2 separate regions of the Mus musculus genome follow, and region 2 is linked to region 1. Evidence: chromatin loops called from intact Hi-C (ENCODE). Cell type or tissue: left cerebral cortex. All regions are shown on one strand. Links, peaks and the distances in the headings refer to the core of each region. The heading gives the core; the rest is flanking DNA. Region 1 has its middle 40 kb from the start of Gm46962. Region 2 has its middle 190 kb from the start of Gm46962.

Region 1 (2,927 bases), core at 138-2,637:
AAACTCATCTGTTGATTTTTTATTAATTGGTTAATTAATCAATTTTGTTTACACTCCATATTTTATTCAACCCCTCCATCCTCCTACTGCTCTACATACCATACCTCCTACCCACACCCCAGTCTCCTCATGGATACTGCTAGCTCCCATGCCACGTGACCTCTAATCTCCCTAGGGCATCTGGACTCTTGAGGCTTAGGTGCTTCACTTCTGAATGAACACAGATCCAGCAGTCCTCTGCTGTATGTGTGTTGGTGGCCTCATATCAGCTGGTGTATGCTGCCTGTTTGGTGATCCAGTGTTTGAGAGATCTCTGGGGTCCAGAATAATTGAGACTGTTGTATCTCCTCAGTGTCTTTCAGTCTTTCCCTGATTCAACATTAGGGGTCATTGTTTCTGTCCATTGGTTGGCTACAAATATCTGCATGTGACTCAGCTGCTTGTTGGGAATGCAGTCATGCTAGGTCCCTTTCTATGAGTGCTCCATAGCCTCAGTGATAGTGTCAGGCCTTGTGGCTGCCACTTGAGCTGGATTCCACTTTGGGCCTATCACTGGATCTTCTTTTCTTCAGGCTCCCCTCCATTTCCATCCCTGTAATTCTTTCAGCCAGGAACAAATATGGGTCAGAGTTGTTAGTGTGGAATGGCACCCTCTTCCCTCATTTGATCCCCTGTCTTCCTGATGGAGGTGGGCTCTATAAGTTCACTCTCCCTACTGTTGGGCATTTCATCCCTTTGATTCCCGAGAGTCTCTCACCTCCCAGGTCTCTGGTGCATTCTGGAGGGTCCTCCCAACCTCCTACCTCCCGAGGTTACCTGTTGACAGTCTTTCTGCTGGCCCTCAGTGTTTCAGTCCTTTTCTCTCACCCAATATCTGATTTTGATGGAAGCCTGTCATGAGAACATCTATAGACTTGTGGTTTCAGAGCTTTAAATTGGTCTTTGAGCTTCAATTTTGACTTCCTTCCCAGTGATTACTTCCTGTCTTTGGTAGTATTTTTGACTGTTTATTTAACCTGGATACTCTCAAACAGCTGTGTAATTTACTTCCTTATTTGATGACTGCTTTGCATAGATCCCTAGAGGCCAGCACAGCTGCCCATGATTTATAAACCAGGTCTTTGCAGTGAGATCTGAAATACATCAGACCAGCATGGGCATCAAGATGGAGACACATTCTCAGGTCTTTGTATACATGTTGCTGTGGTTGTCTGGTGAGACATTTAAAAGTATTATAAAATCTTAAAAGTAATTTATTTAAATAGCTATTTCCTATAGGAAGCCAATATTAGGCAGACAATGCCATTAGATAAGACATTTTGGATTCTAACATTTGTATCATGAAGTCTTTATATGTGTAAGTGTATACACATTATCTGTTTCTGTTTGCAGGTGTTGAAGGAGACATTGTGATGACCCAGTCTCACAAATTCATGTCCACATCAGTAGGAGACAGGGTCAGCATCACCTGCAAGGCCAGTCAGGATGTGGGTACTGCTGTAGCCTGGTATCAACAGAAACCAGGGCAATCTCCTAAACTACTGATTTACTGGGCATCCACCCGGCACACTGGAGTCCCTGATCGCTTCACAGGCAGTGGATCTGGGACAGATTTCACTCTCACCATTAGCAATGTGCAGTCTGAAGACTTGGCAGATTATTTCTGTCAGCAATATAGCAGCTATCCTCTCACAGTGCTTCAGCCTCCTACATAAACCTCCTCTGAGATTCTAACCAGCTGCCTGCACTACACCTCCCTAGACCTACACACTTCCCCTCTGCCTGCAGGTGCTATGCCTGTGTGTTGCAAAGTTTGGTAGAAAATTAACGAACTGATCCTTTGATTTGGAAGGTCTTTATGGAAAAAAAGAAGTAAAGAGATTAAATCTTTATTTTTTTTAATTCTCATGCTCAAATTCTGTGTATTGAACATAACAAATTTACCTTTTTCTATGTGACATACAGTTGTGCCCTCTGACATGCACACACACACACACACACACACACACATGCACATACCAGTACACACACACACAGGGTTTTATGAATCTATAAAAATCTAGGATACAGTAAATAGCTATTTAAATAGCTATTTTCTATAGGAAGCCAGTATTAGGCAGACAATGCCATTAGATGAGACATTTTTGATTCTAACGTTTGCATCATGAAGTCTTTGTATATGTAAGTGTATACTCATTATCTATTTCTGATTGCAGGTATTGATGGAGACATTGTGATGACCCAGTCTCAAAAATTTATGTCCACTTCAGTAGGAGAGAGGGTCAGCATCACTTGCAAGGCCAGTCAGAATGTAGGTACTCCTGTAGCCTGGTATCAACAGAAACCAGGGCAATCTCCTAAAGCACTGATTTACTGGGCATCAAACTGGTACACTGGAGTCACTGATCGCTTCACAGGCAGTGGATCTGGAGAAAACATGATGTTTGAATTGTTAACAACATAATTGATCTAGGCTTACTATTCTTAGGCCATATCTGCCTGTGCTTTCTTCTCATTTACTTCCCAATGAAGAGACTGTGATACCTCATTCCACACTACACTACACTAATGGTAAATATGATTTTGTATCATGGGAATAAAGTTTGTTTTTCTTTTTTTTTCTTTTTCTTTTTTTTTTTTTTTTTTTTTTTGCGAGACAGGGTTTCTCTGTATAGCCCTGGCTGTGCTGGAACTCACTTTGTAGACCAGGCTGGCCTCGAACTCAGAAATCTGCCTGCCTCTCCCACCCAAATGCTGGGATTAAAGGCATGTGCCAGCACACCCGGCTTCTTTTCTGTCTTATAATAATTAACAGTGTTTGATATTTGTTGAGGGTAATACTTTGTACATCAATAAAACAATATGTTAAGTAATCTCAACATGCATTAATTGAAAAATTATTTTGTTCTTGTTATTTATTTTTGAGA
Region 2 (2,927 bases), core at 201-2,700, 150 kb before region 1:
ACTATTATTTCTGTAAAACTCATCTGCTGATTTTTTATTAATTGGTTAATTAATCAATTTTGTTTACACTCTATATTTTATTCAACCCCTCCATCCTCCTACTGCTCTACATACCATACCTCCTACCCACACCCCAGTCTCCTCATGGATACTGCCAGCTCCCATGCCACGTGACCTCTAATCTCCCGAGGGCATCTAGACTCTTGAGGCTTAGGTGCTTCACTTCTGAATGAACACAGATCCAGCAGTCCTCCGCTGTATGTGTGTTGGTGGCCTCATTGCAGCTGGTGTATGCTGCCTGTTTGGTGATCCAGTGTTTGAGAGATCTCTGGGGTCCAGAATAATTGAGACTGTTGTATCTCCTCAGCGTCTTTCAGTCTTTCCCTGATTCAACATTAGGGGTCATTGTTTCTGTCCATTGGTTGGCTACAAATATCTGCATGTGACTCAGCTGCTTGTTGGGAATGCAGTCATGCTAGGTCCCTTTCTGTGAGTGCTCCATAGCCTCAGTGATAGTGTCAGTCCTTGGGACTGCCCCTTGAGCTGGATTCCACTTTGGGCCTGTCACTGGATCTTCTTTTCTTCAGGCTCCCCTCCATTTCTATCCCTGTAATTTTTTCAGCCAGGAACAAATATGTGTCAGAGTTGTTAGTGTGGAATGGGACCCTCTTCCCTCATTTGATCCCCTGTCTTCCTGATGGAGGTGAGCTCTATAAGTTCACTCTCCCTACTATTGGGCATTTCATCCCTTTGAGTTTTGAGAGTCTCTCACCTCCCAGGTCTCTGGTGCATTCTGGAGGGTCCTCCCAACCTCATACCTCCCGAGGTTGCCTGTTGACAGTCTTTCTGCTGGCCCTCAGTGTTTCAGTCCTTTTCCCTCACCCAATATCTGATTTTGATGGAAGCCTGTCATGAGAACATCTATAGACTTGTGGTTTCAGAGCTTTAAATTGGTCCTTGAGCTTCAATTTTGACTTCCTTCCCAGTGATTACTTCCTGTCTTTGGTAGTATTTTTGACTGTTTATTTAACCTGGATACTCTCAAACAGCTGTGTAATTTACTTCCTTATTTGATGACTGCTTTGCATAGATCCCTAGAGGCCAGCCCAGCTGCCCATGATTTATAAACCAGGTCTTTGCAGTGAGATCTGAAATACATCAGATCAGCATGGGCATCAAGATGGAGTCACAGACTCAGGTCTTTGTATACATGTTGCTGTGGTTGTCTGGTGAGACATTTAAAAGTATTATAACATCTTAAAAGTAATTTTTTAAATAGCTATTTCCTATAGGAAGCCAATATTAGGCAGACAATGCCATTAGATAAGACATTTTGGATTCTAACATTTGTATCATGAAGTCTTTGTATATGTAAGTGTAGACTCATTATCTATTTCTGATTGCAGGTGTTGATGGAGACATTGTGATGACCCAGTCTCAAAAATTCATGTCCACATCAGTAGGAGACAGGGTCAGCGTCACCTGCAAGGCCAGTCAGAATGTGGGTACTAATGTAGCCTGGTATCAACAGAAACCAGGGCAATCTCCTAAAGCACTGATTTACTCGGCATCCTACCGGTACAGTGGAGTCCCTGATCGCTTCACAGGCAGTGGATCTGGGACAGATTTCACTCTCACCATCAGCAATGTGCAGTCTGAAGACTTGGCAGAGTATTTCTGTCAGCAATATAACAGCTATCCTCTCACAGTACTTCAGCCTCCTACATAAACCTCCTCTGAGATTCTAACCAGCTGCCTGCACCTCACATCCCTAGACCTACACACTTCCCCTCTGCCTGCAGCTGCTATGCCTGTCTGTTGCAAAGTTTGGTAGAAAATTAATGAATAGATCCTTTGACTTGGAATGTTTTAATGGCAAAAAAGAAGTAAAGAGATTAAATCTTTATTTTTTTTAATTCTCATGCTCAGATTCTGTGTATTGAACATAACAAATTTACCTTTTTCTATGTGACATACAGTTGTGCCCTCTGACATGCACACACACACACACACACACACACACACACACATACACACACATGCACATACCAGTACACACACACACACAGGGTTTTATGAATCTATAAAAATCTAGGATACAGTAAATAGCTATTTAAATAGCTATTTTCTATAGGAAGCCAGTATTAGGCAGACAATGCCATTAGATGAGACATTTTTGATTCTAACGTTTGCATCATGAAGTCTTTGTATATGTAAGTGTATACTCATTATCTATTTCTGATTGCAGGTGTTGATGGAGACATTGTGATGACCCAGTCTCAAAAATTTATGTCCACTTCAGTAGGAGAGAGGGTCATCATCACCTGCAAGGCCAGTCAGAATGTAGGTACTGCTGTAGCCTGGTATCAACAAAAACCAGGGCAATCTCCTAAAGCACTGATTTACTGGGCATCCAACTGGTACACTGGAGTCCCTGATCGCTTCACAGGCAGTGGATCTGGAGAAAATATGATGTTTGAATTGTTAACAACATAATTGATCTAGGCTTACTATTCTTAGGCCATATCTGCCTGTGCTTTCTTCTCATTTACTTCCCAATGATGAGACTGATACCTCATTCCACACTACACTACACTAATGGTAAATATGATTTTGTATCATGGGAATAAAGTTTGTTTTTCTTTTTTCTTTTTTTTTTTTTGCGAGATAGGGTTTCTCTGTATATCCCTGGCTGTGCTGGAACTCACTTTGTAGACCAGGCTGGCCTCGAACTCAGAAATCTCCCTGCCTCTCCCACCCAAATGCTGGGATTAAAGGCATGTGCCAGCACACCCGGCTTCTTTTCTGTCTTATAATAATTAACAGTGTTTGATATTTGTTGAGGGTAATACTTTGTACATCAATAAAACAATATGTTAAGTAATCTCAACATGCATTAATTGAAAACTTATTTTGTTCTTGTTATT

The links. A loop is a pair of places that touch in the nucleus more often than their neighbours do. Peaks named below come from ENCODE experiments on the same cell type or tissue, not always from the same donor. Only the 100,000 strongest peaks of a DNase experiment are listed, where the experiment ranks them.
Region 2: a loop joins it to region 1, with 7 times the contacts of the local background. A loop is called at or near these places in 14 of 42 quality-filtered maps.

The regions. Positions count from the first base shown.
Region 1 is chr6:70,259,172-70,262,098 of GRCm38, reverse strand. It overlaps Igk, Igkv6-23 and the pseudogene Gm8836. Among named protein-coding and RNA genes, the nearest start is that of Gm46962, 40 kb to the right of the region's middle. In left cerebral cortex, for the core only: no CTCF peak of the experiment used is centred there; a DNase peak (open chromatin) is centred at 1,676; H3K27ac peaks cover 438 bases.
Region 2 is chr6:70,405,246-70,408,172 of GRCm38, reverse strand. It overlaps Igk and Igkv6-15. Among named protein-coding and RNA genes, the nearest start is that of Gm46962, 190 kb to the right of the region's middle. In left cerebral cortex, for the core only: no CTCF peak of the experiment used is centred there; a DNase peak (open chromatin) is centred at 1,661; H3K27ac peaks cover 327 bases.